Regions from separate parts of the Mus musculus genome. Here all the other regions are linked to region 4. Evidence: chromatin contacts called from ENCODE Hi-C or POLR2A ChIA-PET data. All regions are on one chromosome and are shown on one strand. The core of a region is the stretch at or near the end of the contact, and the rest is flanking DNA. Distances in the headings are between cores, read along the strand shown.

Region 1 (3,429 bases), core at 537-3,036, 150 kb after region 4:
GAAGCAGTATTTTTTATTTTTTATTTTTTATTTTTTGAAGCAGTATTCAAAAGTGTAGGCAAAGTCCCCAAACTCTCAGCACCAACTGCTGTCCAGAAGGAATCCCAAGTTTTAAAAATTCGTAGAGAAGCCAAGAGGTGGCGCCAGGCGAGACGCACTTCCTGGGAGGCTGAAAGTCGGTCGTAGATGCTGCAGGGGAGCTCTGTCCTGATAGGGGTTATTCTATCCAAACCTCCTCTTTCCTACCTTGTGAAATATGTGTCAATTCTCCTTTCACCCCCACCCCACCCCCCTCTTAACTTTCCGGACACCAAAGAAATCTTAACTTGTATTCACATCTTTTATTCTTCCTAGATGGGACTGGATGAGGCTTTGGAAGAACTTTAAGACGGAAACTTTTTTTTAGGGGATGAAGTATTCGCAAAGCGATAAAACGTTGTGTGTGTGTGTGTGTGTGTGTGTGTGTGTGTGTGTGTGTATTTTAAATATATATATATATTTTTAAAAAGTCCTTACTCTGAAGCTCAGTCGTGGGACAGAAAAGCACTCTGAGCTCCTGTCTCCGCAGGAGTGATGACCTGGCACATGCATTATTCTGTTCATTTGGCTTTTATCCCGTGCCCTTGTTTGGCTTCTGCTCCTTTGTTTTGGCTATTTATTGCTACTTGATAGGAGTAAGGAGGGCAGAAAGACCTCACAGAGGTTATGGAGGAGAGATTTCACCATCTAGCTTGAAATTATCTGTGGTCTTCACACTCACTAATGAGGGACTTAGGATGTACATTCCGATCGGGATTTCTAGTCCCGTGGGGGAGCGCACACCAGCCACATTCCTGAGACGCCACGCAGCCTCCATGCTCCACTAGCAAACTCAGTTCCACCACAGCAAGTTTCACTTGATCCCACAGGACCTGCCTGGACCCTTTGTTGGGTGGGCGGGAAGCCCCTGGACCCCTCACCCACCTGGTCACATGGCCTTTCTATGGCCCCTCCCCTCTCTTTCTTTGGAGTCCGCCTTTTTCTCATGGTGACAGTAATTGTTTCTACAGTCACCCATCACTCCTCCTGCCCGGCCTCTCTGCTAGGGGTCAGTGTCCTCTTCAGTGACAAAAGGCGCCCTAGATCTGGGCTCCCTGGGGAGGGAGGTGGCTGGATCTGGTAGTTAGAATGCTGTCTCTCCCTGGTGCTGCGACAACCCCTCCCCCGCTGTGCACACAAATGGGCTTTATCCGGCAAACAAAACCGCACCCCCACCCCAGGCTACACAGGCACGTGGACCTAAGCCTCACCAAGGGAAGGGGGTGGTGACAGGCGCCAGAGAAAGACGAGGCAGAAGACAAATATTCTCCTCGCCCCACTTCTTGCTCTCCACAATCCAGATTTTAAAGTTTGACTTTCCACTCCCCACCTGCTCCCTGAGCCTCCAACTTCTGTTCTCCTATCTCCCGAATCTGAATTCTTTCTGGTTCCAACCAGCTCAACTTCTCTTGGTTTCAGAAACAGGTTCCCCACCAGCAGTCCCATACCACCCAGGGATGTGCTCCTCAGGCAGGGGAATGAGAACACGGTGTCCTGGGAGGGAGAGGTGCGAAACCCCCCTTCCCTGACCGAGAGTTCCAGGGGACACCCGTACGAGCGGCAGTGTAAATAGCAAAGGAAGAGCTCACTCCAGGGTCCTGAGCCAAGGCCAGGGCGCTGGGCTCTGCTGGGCCATCCTGCATGCCTAATCCGCTATTTAAGGAGCTGCTCGGCTGCAGCCCAGGCACCACCCCCCTCCTCACGTACACCGGTTTCGAGCCACCTTAAAAGCGGGAGGCAACTGTGAAGTTGCTGGCCAGTAAGTGGTGTGGAGATTACGAAGGGACATACGGAGAGGGCAGAGAGAGGAAGAGAGAGAAAGTGAGAGAGGAAGAAATTTATCCTGGGATCCAGAAGTTCGTGTTAACCTGTGGAAAATCAAGTCCCTGGAAGTCTGCAGAGACAGAGACAAGAAGAAAAGAGATAGAACGCCAGAAACTCCTCTCTCTCCCTCCCTCTCCACCTCTCTCTTCTAAACCCCAAATTCCTGGTCCCTTGTACCCCATTGTGGGGATAATATGTTGTTCTTCGCTCTCCTGTTAAAGGTGACTTGGATCCTGGCTGCAGATGGGGGTAGGTACAACTGGGTCTGTGCTAATGTCCACCCGTAGCCATGTGTACTTATGTGGGGGAGGAGAGGTTTCAGAAAGGGAAGCCTAGGGGCTGGGGGGTAGGGGGGGGAGGCATGGGGTGGGAGAAAGACTATGGAGGAGATCCTTCCATTCTTTTCCTTTTCCTCTCTAACCCAGCGATTACTGCTATCTCTGCGACAGGGAGAGCTAGCCAGAGGCCAGTGTGTGAATGCTCAGGAGTGTAGGACACTCGGCCAGCTACAGTTCTCCAGTCCACTCTTTCCCCACTGCCCTAGTCCCGGGCAGCCCTCCTGCCCGTCTTTGTTTACGCACTCTGCTGGTTAGGGAGAGCAGGGGTGAGAAGGGACACGTGCTGCAGTCCTGCCCGACTCAGACCCCGACCCTCTGCTGATCAAAGGATAACTCCATTACCTGCCAAGGGGCAGGGGCAGCTGGTCCATTTCCCTGAAAGGAACACGACTAAACGTTTGCTCAGCTCTTTATAGTGTACAAAGGGCTTTCAGGATTAGGAGAGAGGTGGGGAGACGTTGGAGAAAACAAGCTAAGTTGTTTCTGGAACGCCTGAAGGATTCCCACAACTTTTTTTGTTGTTATTGCTTATTTTTATTTACTTTTTTTTTTGAGACAAGGTTTCACGTGGCCAGACCTATCTCAAACTCACTCTGTAGCTGAGGTTAGACCTGCTTGGCTCTGCCTCCCCATGCCTGGTTTCTACACCCTGTTTTTGTGCTTCTCAGGCCCCATTCTGTATCCAGCACATAGTAGGTGAGGGATTAAAGTTTATTGGAAGGACGAGGTGGGGGGGGGGATTATCTAGAAAGCGAGAGGAAGATGGGACCAAGGGATCCAAAAGAAAATGAGGAGTCACAAATCTCTTCTGAGAAGAAACAATTTGGAAAGAGGAAAAAAGAGGCATTAGAATCAGCTCAGAGCATTTCACAGGAAGGGCAGGGCACCTTCACAACAGCCAGAGAACTCTAGTTGTTGGAGTATCCTAAAGAGATAGTGAAGGAGGGGTGGGGGGGAGCTACTCGCAGAGTTGCCCCCGCTGAGGAATGGAGCGGTGTGAGCAGTTAAAGGAATAACAAGCAAGATGGGCATTGGACCACACGCTTGCAATCCCAGCTCTCAGGAGGCTGAGACAGGACTGCCACAAGTTTGAGGTCAGCCTGAAGCACACTGTGAATACAGGGCCAGTATGGACTACAGAGTAAAATCATGTCTCAAACAAAATAATTAAAAGACTAATGAAGAGGAA
Region 2 (3,473 bases), core at 337-2,836, 140 kb before region 4:
CCCTATCTCCAAACTGCTCCAGCTCAGGGCTTCCCTTCCCTTCTCCAGCTTCTGACTCCTATACTATATAACCCAGCCATTTTGGCCATGAGCTTTCTTGGTTCTCTTGACTCTGGCTCTGGCTCTGGTTCTCTCTCTCTCTCTCTCTCTCTCTCTCTCTCTCTCTCTCTCTCTCTCTCTCTCTCTCTCTCTCTCTCTCTCTCCATCTCTCACTCTCCCTCCCCTCCTCTCCCTTCATAGCCCTGTTCAGTCTGCTGTTTAGCTTGCTCTATTTTCTTCCTGCACTAGACCCTTCCAGATGCCTCTGGCTGTGTTCTCCCTCACACACAGAGTAGGAACTGCCTCAGCCATTCCTTGGAGTGGTCATGTGTTGTGTCCGGCCAGCAGACCACAACCTGGGTTCTAGCCTGGAAAGGCATTTTGGAAACCTGGAAGAGAAGAGGGGCTAGGTGGCGAGAGAAAAGAATGTAGCCAAGACAGTTACTCTGATCAAGGCTCAAATTTTATTGTTGCGACACTAGTTATGAAGGAAGGGGGAGGGGACCCGATTCCCGCGGAATAATCTCTGGTCCAGTAGAAAGGTGCACGTGTGTGGCTCCGCAGGTTCCAGCAGTGGGCGTGGCAGAACGAATGAGCAGGAAGCTCCACCCCTGAGCAAGCAGGTTTCAGGCTAGGGGAGGGGAGACTGCAGTCATGTGCTGATTTCATTCAGTTACCACATCCTGACCAAATGAGGTGAGAAAGTGGTCTTCTTGTTTCTCCTACACTGCTCTAAGAAGTCTCTTGTCATTTCTTTGGTCCTCACGTGTAGGTAATATGCTTACAGTAAACTGTGTGTATTTCCACCACACACTTGACACACGGTATCACAATGAACATTATGACTATTTCTCTAGTGCTTTGTAAACTCTGAGAGCAGGGCTGTCTTTATTCTATCTCTCTCAGGAACAAAGGAATCTCCGAAAGGAACAAAGCTGGGGTCCTACACAGAAGCGCGCGGGGGCAAGGCAAGTTAGTGCAGCTCTTAGGGAACTGTGTGACGATCTTCATTTTCCTTCTCACTGGAATTCTCTGTTTGGGGCAGGACAGATTATCTTGGGAAGAAAACTGTCCCAGCAGACATTCCCCTCTGAATTGAGCAAGGTCCGCTGTAATCTCATAAGAATCTGTTTTTGCTATGGAAGCACTCTATCAATAACCCAGGACAGTAATCCCAGCAGGTAGGAGGTAGAGGCAGGAGGATCAGGAAATAATGGACATTTCTAGAGTGGTAAAGGCCAACCTGGGCTACATGAGACTTCTTTTTTTATTAATTACATACAAATGACTTAAGCTATTTGGGTTATAGATCAAGAAGCTACAAATCTGGTGCAACCATCTTAAATTTACAGGAAACACTTTTGTTTTTATTGCTCTAATTTCCCGACTTTGCAGGATTTTACCGGTCGGGAGAAGCAGGGACTACAATTCCCATAAAACCTCTGGGTACTGGGTAACGCCTGCCAGACGCAACCGGACTGCGTTTCCTAGCGAGCCTCCTGACGCGGCGTTTGCGTGGTCCGACCGGAAATTCGGTTGTTAGATCAAGCGGTGGTACAGCAGGCTGCGCAGCAAGTACAAAGGTACCACCCTAGGGTTCGGAGAGACGATAGGGCTCTGACTCAGCCAAAAGGACCAAGTTGTACATTTTCCATTTTTCAGCTCCCAGCCATGCTTTCCCAGTGCCCTTAGTGCCTAGCGCTCTGGCCGCTCAATCGCCTTTGTCTCTCCGCTACCGGCGTAGAAGCCGCGTTAACCCGCCACGCAGAGTAGAGGCGGTTCCAGGGTGTGCTTGTCTGGGGTGCGTGGGCAGGGTGTGTGGACTCAGTCCCGTGTCCTTCGTTTCTCCGCAGCGAATGCTAAGTGCGCGATCGGCCCAGTGCATGGTCTCCATGGCCACGCGCTCGTGTGTATCGCGGGGCAGCGCGGGATCTGCGGCTGCAGGACCAGTGGAAGCCGCTATTCGCGCCAAATTGGAGCAAGCCCTGAGCCCCGAGGTACTGGAGCTGCGCAACGAGAGCGGTGGCCACGCAGTCCCAGCAGGCAGCGAGACGCATTTTCGCGTGGCGGTGGTGAGCTCTCGTTTCGAGGGGATGAGCCCCTTGCAACGGCACCGGTTGGTCCACGAGGCACTGTCGGAGGAGCTGGCTGGACCGGTACATGCCCTGGCCATCCAGGCGAAGACCCCCGCCCAGTGGAGAGAAAACCCACAGTTGGACATTAGTCCCCCCTGCCTAGGTGGGAGCAAGAAAACTCGAGGGACCTCTTAATAAATACCTGGATTGGGAGAACGATCCGAATGGGTCGACTGAGAATAAACTACTACATCACTACTACCTTATTCCTTGATTTGTACGGACCAGGAGCTCTGCCTTTTCTGCTAATGAACACCATGCAGAGGCAAAGACACCTCTGGTGAAAGCTAAGCTAGCCCAGGGAGAGAGCAGCCACTCCCTCCCTCTTGCCCTTGCCTGGGCTAGACTAGAGAAAGGTCCTGATGAATCGGAAAGGGCCATGATAATAAAAGAGAAGCTGGTGCATGAGGTCAAACGGTGCTCTTAATACCTGTTAAATTGGAGCTACACATCATTAGTGCATATGGGGGCTGGGGGAGGTTGCATAACACCACTGCGCACTTGGGTGTCAGAGAGTAATTTTCGGAGTTACTCCTCCCCCAGTTGCATGGTTCTGGAATTGAACTCAGAGAGGCCATCAGGTTTACACAGCTGTTAGGTCCCTACAGACGTTCTTATGAGAAGAAAATTACCTGTAGGCTAGAGAAGGGATTTGTGAGGAAGTGAACTATCTGGGTTTTGCAAGGATACCAAAATTAACCCGGAAAAGAGGGAATTCCTGCATTTGAAGCAGGAAAAGAACCGAAATAAACATTGGCTAGGTTTGGGGAATGGAGATGGCTCAGTGGTTAAGAGTACTGACTGCTCTTCCGAAAGTCCTGAGTTCAGTTCCCAGCAATCATATGGTGGCTCACAACAATCCGTGATGAGATGTGGCGCCCCCTTCTGGAGTGTCAGAAGACAGCTACCATGTACTTACATATAATACACCTTTAATAATTACACACACCTTTAATTCCAGCATTAGGAGCAGAAAAGAAAAAAGAGAAATGTAGCGCAGCGTGGACTTGAGGCAGGAGAATCGAGGACAAGCTGCAGGTAGCAGGGATTCCCAAAAGAAATTGCTTAAAACTGGGGGGCCAGAGAAGTGGTGGAACACTTTCTGCTCTCCAGAGGATCCAGAGTTGATTCCCAGCACCCACTTGGTGACTCACGAAGGACTGGAACTCCAGTTGCAAGGGATCTAATGCCCTCTTCTGGCCTTGGTGGGTACCAGGCACATGGTGCATATATACATATGCAGGCAAAATGCTCATGCAAATAAAATATGTTTATGTCGATTTTTGCAAGAATAACAAG
Region 3 (3,236 bases), core at 595-3,094, 200 kb before region 4:
ACTTATGGCAAAGTCAAATGACTTTGGGAAATAAATCACCCTTAGGAGAATAGACAGGGACAGGTTAGTCCTGAGACAGCGTCTGTCAGGAGTGGGCTCAGGTCTCACCCCTGAAAAGAGAACAACGTTATTGTTGCCCACCCCTGTCCACACCCCCTTCCCTACTCCCTTCCCACCCCCTTTCCCACTCAGGATTTTCTGCAAACAGGATAAAATATTGATATCTTTTGCAGGTTCCACTCTTAAACAAATCTCAACCCTTCTGCTCAAAATGATTCTCATGTCCGAAGTAGGAGAATATTCTTGATTCCCTTCACCTGAAAAGATGGTAGACTCTGAGTCTGCCTCAGGCCCTGGTACCAAAGCCCTGTCAGCCTGGCACGTGGTTGTTTTATTTTACAAGGAAAGAGGCAAAGGCAGGAGCTGTCCACCCATAAACAACTATTGAGCCTCTACTGCACTTCACCTTAAAAAGAAAGAAGACACAGAAATCACATCCCATTAGGGACATAGTCAAGGATGTGGAGAAGTCCGCACAATACAGAGATATGAAGCAACACAGCTTCCAGGGGTCGCCATGGGAATGAGAAAACAGCGGCTGCGGGATGGAGAGGCTCTGAATTCTAGGGTGCTAGTTTGGGCATGGAGGCATGTCTACAAACAGGATCTATCCATCAAGAGACGTGTATGACTGCCCAGGGTTACTGGGGTAGGAGGGAGCTCTCTTCCCTCTAAGATCTACAATTCACAGGTCTTAGGTTTAAAACATTTGAGTTGAGAGGGGAGTCTGAGCCCCCAGCCTAAGGTGACTCAAAACCTACATCTATCTACATGTCTGGAGCCAGAAAATCTGGATAGAAAAAAGGTGGTGGTGGTGGTGGTGGGGATTCATGAGCACATATAGATGTTAGAATAAAGGAACAGTCAGAACAAGGCCTATCAGATCACTTTAAAAACAAGTCCCAACCAACCCACTACCGTTCTTTCTGATGCAGAATGCTTTCTCAAGATTCTTCTATGGGTGGCCCTGGGAACGACGGACATACTAGAAGTACAGACTCCAGTTCATTTCCCAGGGCGTCACTGTATAAAGCAGACACACACTTGAAAAAGTGAATTTTAGTCTACTGCATAGTAGAGACAGTTTGGAATAACTGAAAACAAAGGGCGGGCCTCAAAGGACTTGTGGAAACGAGCGTAGCAGCATTCCCGGGCTGCTCGGCTAGTCAGCGGGCCTTTGGGTAGAAGAGCGTGGAAACCCACTGACCTCGGTGAAAAGGATCGGCGGCATCCTCAGTTTTCCTATGATCTAGTTTCTGCTTGATCTGAATAATGTGTCTCTATCAACGAAACAGGCGACTGTACGCAGAAACGCCCGCGACCTTTCCCTTCCACACACATTCCTGGGTCCTCTGCTTTCGATTGTCACGCTGGTTACTGGAACTTTTGCTGCGGTTTTTACCTAACAGGAGCTCCGGGCCCTTCAGTGCAGCGCACTCCCCCCTCATCTCTAACTTTCTCTTTCTCCGGTCTTTTGTCTTTTTAGCGTCAGTGCTTTCTAAAGTCTGTGTTATCTCTAAGTTTTATTTGGAGGAATCTGAATTCTCCGAGGGACTTCGGCACCATAATTAAGAAAATCGAAAATAAAAAAATAAAGGCTTGAGACTGTAAGGAACCGGTAGAGGGCAGAGAAGAGAAAAGAAAAACAGGAAGATGATGCAACATCCAGAGCCCGGATAATTTAGAAAGGTTCCCGCCCGCGCGCTTTCAGTTTTCAATCTGGTCCGATCCTCTCATATATTAGTGGCACTCCACCTCCAATGCCTCACCAGCTGGTGTTTCAGATTACATTAGCCATGTCTGGCAGAGGAAAGGGTGGAAAGGGTCTAGGCAAGGGTGGCGCCAAGCGCCATCGCAAAGTCTTGCGTGACAACATCCAGGGTATCACCAAGCCCGCCATCCGCCGCCTGGCTCGGCGCGGTGGGGTCAAGCGCATCTCCGGCCTCATCTACGAGGAGACCCGTGGTGTGCTGAAGGTGTTCCTGGAGAACGTCATCCGCGACGCAGTCACCTACACCGAGCACGCCAAGCGCAAGACCGTCACCGCTATGGATGTGGTGTACGCTCTCAAGCGCCAGGGCCGCACCCTCTACGGCTTCGGAGGCTAGACGCCGCCGCTTCAATTCCCCCCCCCCCCATCCCTAACGGCCCTTTTTAGGGCCAACCACAGTCTCTTCAGGAGAGCTGACACTGACTTGGGTTGTACAGGTAATAACCGTGGGTTTAGACTCGGTAAGGTAAAGACGCTAGTTTTCCTTGTGACTCAACGCTACTAGGTGTTCCGCTTTTAGAGCCATCCACTTAAGTTTCTATACCACGGCGGATAGATAGCATCCAGCAGGATAGCTCACACTGGGAATTTTAATTCCTACTTAGTGTGTGAGCTGGTTGTCAGGTCAAGAGACTGGCTAAGATTTTCTTTAGCTGTTTGGAGCAGAATTGCAATAAGGAGACCCTTTGGATGGGATGACCTATGTCCACACATCAAATGGCTATGTGGCTGTGTCCCTGTGTTTCCAATGAGTGGCTGTGCTTGACCGGATATTTGGTATTGTTTCTATGGCCCCACAACCCACCTTTTATCCTTCCTCATCTTCCCAAAAGATTTTCTTCAGGCCATGTTAGAAAGCTAGCTGCCTAGATGGAGGTCACGTAACCCTCTGCGCCAAAAGGCTACGTAAGAGAGACCGGGCGTTGTCCTGCTGCTGATTGGCTCAGTGGAAGAGTTAGGCGTATGGCCTCCTGCAGAATAAAGAGCTGGCAGCAGAAGCTTGGGCCGGACAGGCGGGAGACAAGCAGGGACAAGAACGGAACAGGGATTTAAAGAGACACGTGGTGGGACACAGTGGCAAGAAGTCGGTCGGGTTAGGTAGATGGGTTAGCTGAGGGACTGTCTCAGCAAACAGGCCAACAGCTTTATTGTATCCAGATGTCTCCGGTGTCTTTACAATTAAACACCAAGCAGGACCCCCAAAAGTCCTCGCAAAACTCCTCAGTTTAGGCATGGATCTAGGAAATAGTGGACTGGGATCGAAGCTCTGCTGGGATACAATTGCAACGACATTTTAATGTCCCATAACATAAGCAAGCCAGGTGGTGACAGCTATAATCCCAGCAAGTCAGGGAGGAAACAAGGGTTAGGGGTTCAAGGACCACTTCTGCATGGTTTGGGGGAA
Region 4 (3,761 bases), core at 1,208-3,707:
GGCACATTAATACAGCATCCAACACAGAATATACTTGATGGGTACTTGTTGAAGAGAATTTGTAAATGCTACATTTTATCCAGCTACTAAGTCTCCCAAAGCTGAGAAAAGATACAGAATAGCCAAGTGCCCTCTACTTCCCTGACACATTGTAAAGCCTCAGCATGCAGCTATGTTCTGGCCTTCAGTTGTGTGCCCCTTGCTCCCTCTCTGACTGAATCATGAAGCATTTGTTTATGCATCTTTCTGGCCTGAGGTTTTAGCAATATGCTATTTTTACAGTCTGGTAGTACACTATTTAAAAAGGCATGAGCTGCTTTTATTCCCAGTACTCTGTTTTTATCCAAGGAAGCTTTAAGTTCTAACTCATCCCACACCAAATACAGTAGTTAATTTCAAAGTTATTACTTATTGTAGATATTATGTATTCATTCTTTGAGTGATGGACACTCAGATTGTTTACAACTTTATCTTACGACTCTCAGTGACTCTGTTAGAGCATCTGTGTGCATGCTTCATAAACATGTGAGAGTTTTTTAGAGCATGAAATTTCTCTCATGGCCACACACAGGGGACACTGGGAAAGCTGACAACTGAAGCAGCTCAGAGGCAATGGGGGCCCAGTGGCCCTGCATGGCCACTTCTGGGTTAAAAGTGTGGGAATGATGCTCTACTGTACAAGAATACCAAGGGGCAGGAAATTTGAACCCACAAGCATAAGGGTTTTATGTTTCACTAGCTTTTAAAGATAATTCCACATTTCTATTAAAAAAAAAGGCTCTTTGATTCTTGCGTTGGTAACCTGTGAATTCTTGTCTCACACTGTCTCCAACACTTGGTATTGTCAGACATTTTAAGCTTGTCAAAGTAGGTATTTTCTTTTTCAAAAAGTCATATCTGTCTGAATACAAATAACTAAAAGGACTCTCTCCACTCATTTCTTACAATTGTAATCTGACAAGGCACCATTTCAAGGACAATCATTGTTCTACTCCTCGTCTCTTGTTCAGTTTGTTTTATTTTTTGAGACAGGGTTTCTCTCTGTAACAGAGCCCTTGCTGTCCTGGAACTCACTCTGTAGACCCCGCTGGCCTCAAACTCAGAGATCTGCCTGTCTCTGCCTCCTGAGTGCTGGGATTAAAGGTGTGTGACACCACTGCTGGCTTGTTCTTTTTAAGATACAGAAAGTTGAAAAAATATGACATACTATATTACAGTCCAGGTAAGGAAATAGAATCCAAGCAACATGGGTGATGGTGATTTTTCAGATACCAGTAACTTGCTAGATTTGTGGGTAAATTTTATTTTCTTTGATGAGTCAGTTTTCTATAATATATGAACTTTTTTGCTGATAAAACAGGATTGTATATAACATTAGATCTCATTTGTGTGTAGTTAATATCCCACTGACTCGTTTAATATAAAGCTTTAAGGCTTCTGTCAAAACATATGCACACCAGTAACTCCAGCACTGCAGACACTGAGGGGTCACGCGTTCAAAGTCAGCCCGTGTTACATTGCAAAGCCTTATTCAAACAAAAAGGAAGAAGAAAGAAAGTCTCAAAACCTGTACTGTGCCCAATGGGAAGTTTTATTTACTGGTTTATTTATTGACTGGAAAACTGAAAAGAACACATTTTCACAATTTTAGAAGTGACAAATACCTGTATTTCAAGTGACTTCTAGTCTTCCTCAAGGGATTTGGAAACTTCGCATAATTTGCATAACCCGATTAAGTTCTTCTATTCTATTTAACCGCATATTTCTTACAGTATGTTGAAAAAACTAGTATTTAGTGGTGCTGTGTTGATTTTAAATTAATTTTTTAAATTAGCATTCTCAATGAGTCTCATAATGGCATTTATACACATGACAATAATATCTCATTCTAATGTGTTTCCTTTTTTTCCTGCCTCCAGCCCCTCTACCCCTAACCCCGCGGTTCCTAAAGCTCCCTGGTCCCCTTCCTCTACTAAATAGTCTGTCTGTTTTGTGCTCCTTGTATTCATTCCCTTGTATTCCAATACTATGTCTATCCGGGTCTCCCTCTCTTAAAATCTCCTTCTCACCTCTGGTGATCCTTTGCAGTTTCACATCTCACACACGTCATTATTTTGGTGTAAATATTTGAAGCACTAATAGCCAATGATTTGTTGCAGTTATTTGTCTTCCTGGTTGTACAGTTCTCTATTGTAAGAAGGTGAGGAACAAAACACCTTGATCCGAAGTGTGATAATAGTGTGTCATCTGTTGAATTTTTTGGAAACTGAAGCTTTAAGATCCAGTTGATTGCTAATTGTTCTTGCTTCTTAGATTAAAAATGTGTTTACCTTTAAATTCTCAAGTTGGTTTTGTTCCGGCCCCAATGAATTAACTGTCCCCGCCCATTGCAGGGGCCCTGGAAACCCGGCGTCCCTGAAAGCCAACCAAATTCAGTACTTTGGGCGCCGCGAGCTCGCAGTCCCAGCGGTCCTGAGTAGGGGGCGGGTGGAAGCTCCGCGCCTTCCTGGGGTCTCTAAGGTCTACAACATCTCTAAATAGCGTTCCCATTGTTTCTTCATTCAACAAACGTGATGAATTTCAGCTCCCCTTCTCTCTTTAGGAAACCCAGTTGAGTCTCATTCTATGACCTACCAAATACAAAATGCCGTCTCTTGATGCTACTTTGTTTGGATACTTTAGAAAACCGGGGCTGCCTCTGTAACCTAGCCTGGGCTATCAGAGAACTTGCTATGCAGTACAGACCTGGGACCCCGCTGCCCCAGCCTGCCCAGTGCTACGATGACGTGCGAGGGCTTCAGAAAAGATGCTCAGCAAACAGTGTCCGAGAGAGCTGTATCCCGCGGTGCGCCAAGCGCTTCCCTACTCAGGACCAGAAGCCAGCACAGCGCGGGTTCGGGGAAACAGGCTGCCTTCCACTCCCTACCGAGAAGCGTCGGGAATGGCACCGTCGCTTAGCTGCTGAGTCTGAGTCCCGGACTCCACGGAGGAACTACAATTCCCAGTATCGGAGCTACCCGGACTCCCGGAAGCCGAGGCTTTGGCGACCGGAAGCAGCTGAGACCCAACAGGCCTGAGGTTAATTCAGCCAGGAAAGTGGGTGGGAAGGGCTGTGGGGCACCTGTCAATTCGCCACCATGAATGTGGTCTTTGCTGTGAAGCAGTATATTTCCAAAATGATAGAGGACAGCGGGCCGGGCATGAAGGTACTTCTCATGGATAAAGAAACGGTGAGTTTGCTTTTGCTCAGTATTTATAAAGGAAGCTCTCCCTTCCTTTAGAATTGCTGGCCCCGTTCCGCTGTAGAACTTAGCATTTCACTGATGACGATGATCAAGTCTGTCTGGCACTGGGAAAGTTGTAGAATGCTTTCCCAGTGGGTGTGCAGTCTAACCAGCTCTAACTGGTGCCAAGAGACTTCTTACACCTGAAAGAGTGTCTGCAAAGAAATTGTTACTGGCGACACAGGGAAGACTTTACTCAACGTTGTTTTTAAAAGTAAATTGTTGGGGTTCAGCTGAAATAACAGGCTATTTGTTGACCACAACTTTAAAAAAGGAATTGTAAAGGAATGGTGAAGATCCTCTTTAGAAGTTTCTGAGTTGTTCATGTTCAGAGAGAGTGGTAGGTTTTCATTCTAACACATTACAGCCTGTTTTGGATATTAGGTAAATATTATTCTGTATATTAGAATTTAAATTACCTACTCAAATATTAGTGGCAAAAGGCTTAACTATTGATGCATGTTTTTACTAGTCCGG

Evidence for each region. Hi-C counts contacts between places; a loop is a spot of excess contacts on that map. ChIA-PET counts read pairs that join two places held with the same protein, here RNA polymerase II (POLR2A).
Region 1: POLR2A ChIA-PET joins it to region 4 with 19 read pairs in Patski. The contact joins the promoter of Car14 here to the promoter of Vps45 in region 4. POLR2A ChIA-PET finds 5 or more read pairs at or near these places in 2 of 5 experiments (Patski and embryonic stem cell).
Region 2: POLR2A ChIA-PET joins it to region 4 with 14 read pairs in Patski. The contact joins the promoter of Bola1 here to the promoter of Vps45 in region 4. POLR2A ChIA-PET finds 5 or more read pairs at or near these places in 3 of 5 experiments (Patski and embryonic stem cell).
Region 3: a map of left cerebral cortex shows a loop between it and region 4 (3-fold over the local background). The contact joins the promoter of H4c14 here to the promoter of Vps45 in region 4. A Hi-C loop is called at or near these places in 5 of 37 maps with a recorded cell type or tissue (Patski, gastrocnemius and left cerebral cortex). POLR2A ChIA-PET finds 5 or more read pairs at or near these places in 4 of 5 experiments (Patski and embryonic stem cell).

What each region holds. Positions count from the first base shown.
Region 1 is chr3:95,903,042-95,906,470 of GRCm38, reverse strand. Car14 (carbonic anhydrase 14) reads left to right here and starts at 1,786. Exons shown (of 11, transcript NM_011797.3): 1 at 1,786-2,151. The coding sequence starts at 2,097.
Region 2 is chr3:96,195,699-96,199,171 of GRCm38, reverse strand. Bola1 (bolA-like 1 (E. coli)) reads left to right here and starts at 1,586. Exons shown (of 2, transcript NM_026975.2): 1 at 1,586-1,622; 2 at 1,893-2,584. The coding sequence starts at 1,896. The coding sequence ends at 2,309.
Region 3 is chr3:96,261,925-96,265,160 of GRCm38, reverse strand. It overlaps H4c14 (H4 clustered histone 14), which reads left to right and starts at 1,844. Exons shown (of 1, transcript NM_033596.3): 1 at 1,844-2,227. The coding sequence starts at 1,857. The coding sequence ends at 2,168.
Region 4 is chr3:96,057,151-96,060,911 of GRCm38, reverse strand. It overlaps Vps45 (vacuolar protein sorting 45), which reads left to right and starts at 2,457. Exons shown (of 15, transcript NM_013841.3): 1 at 2,457-3,230. The coding sequence starts at 3,138.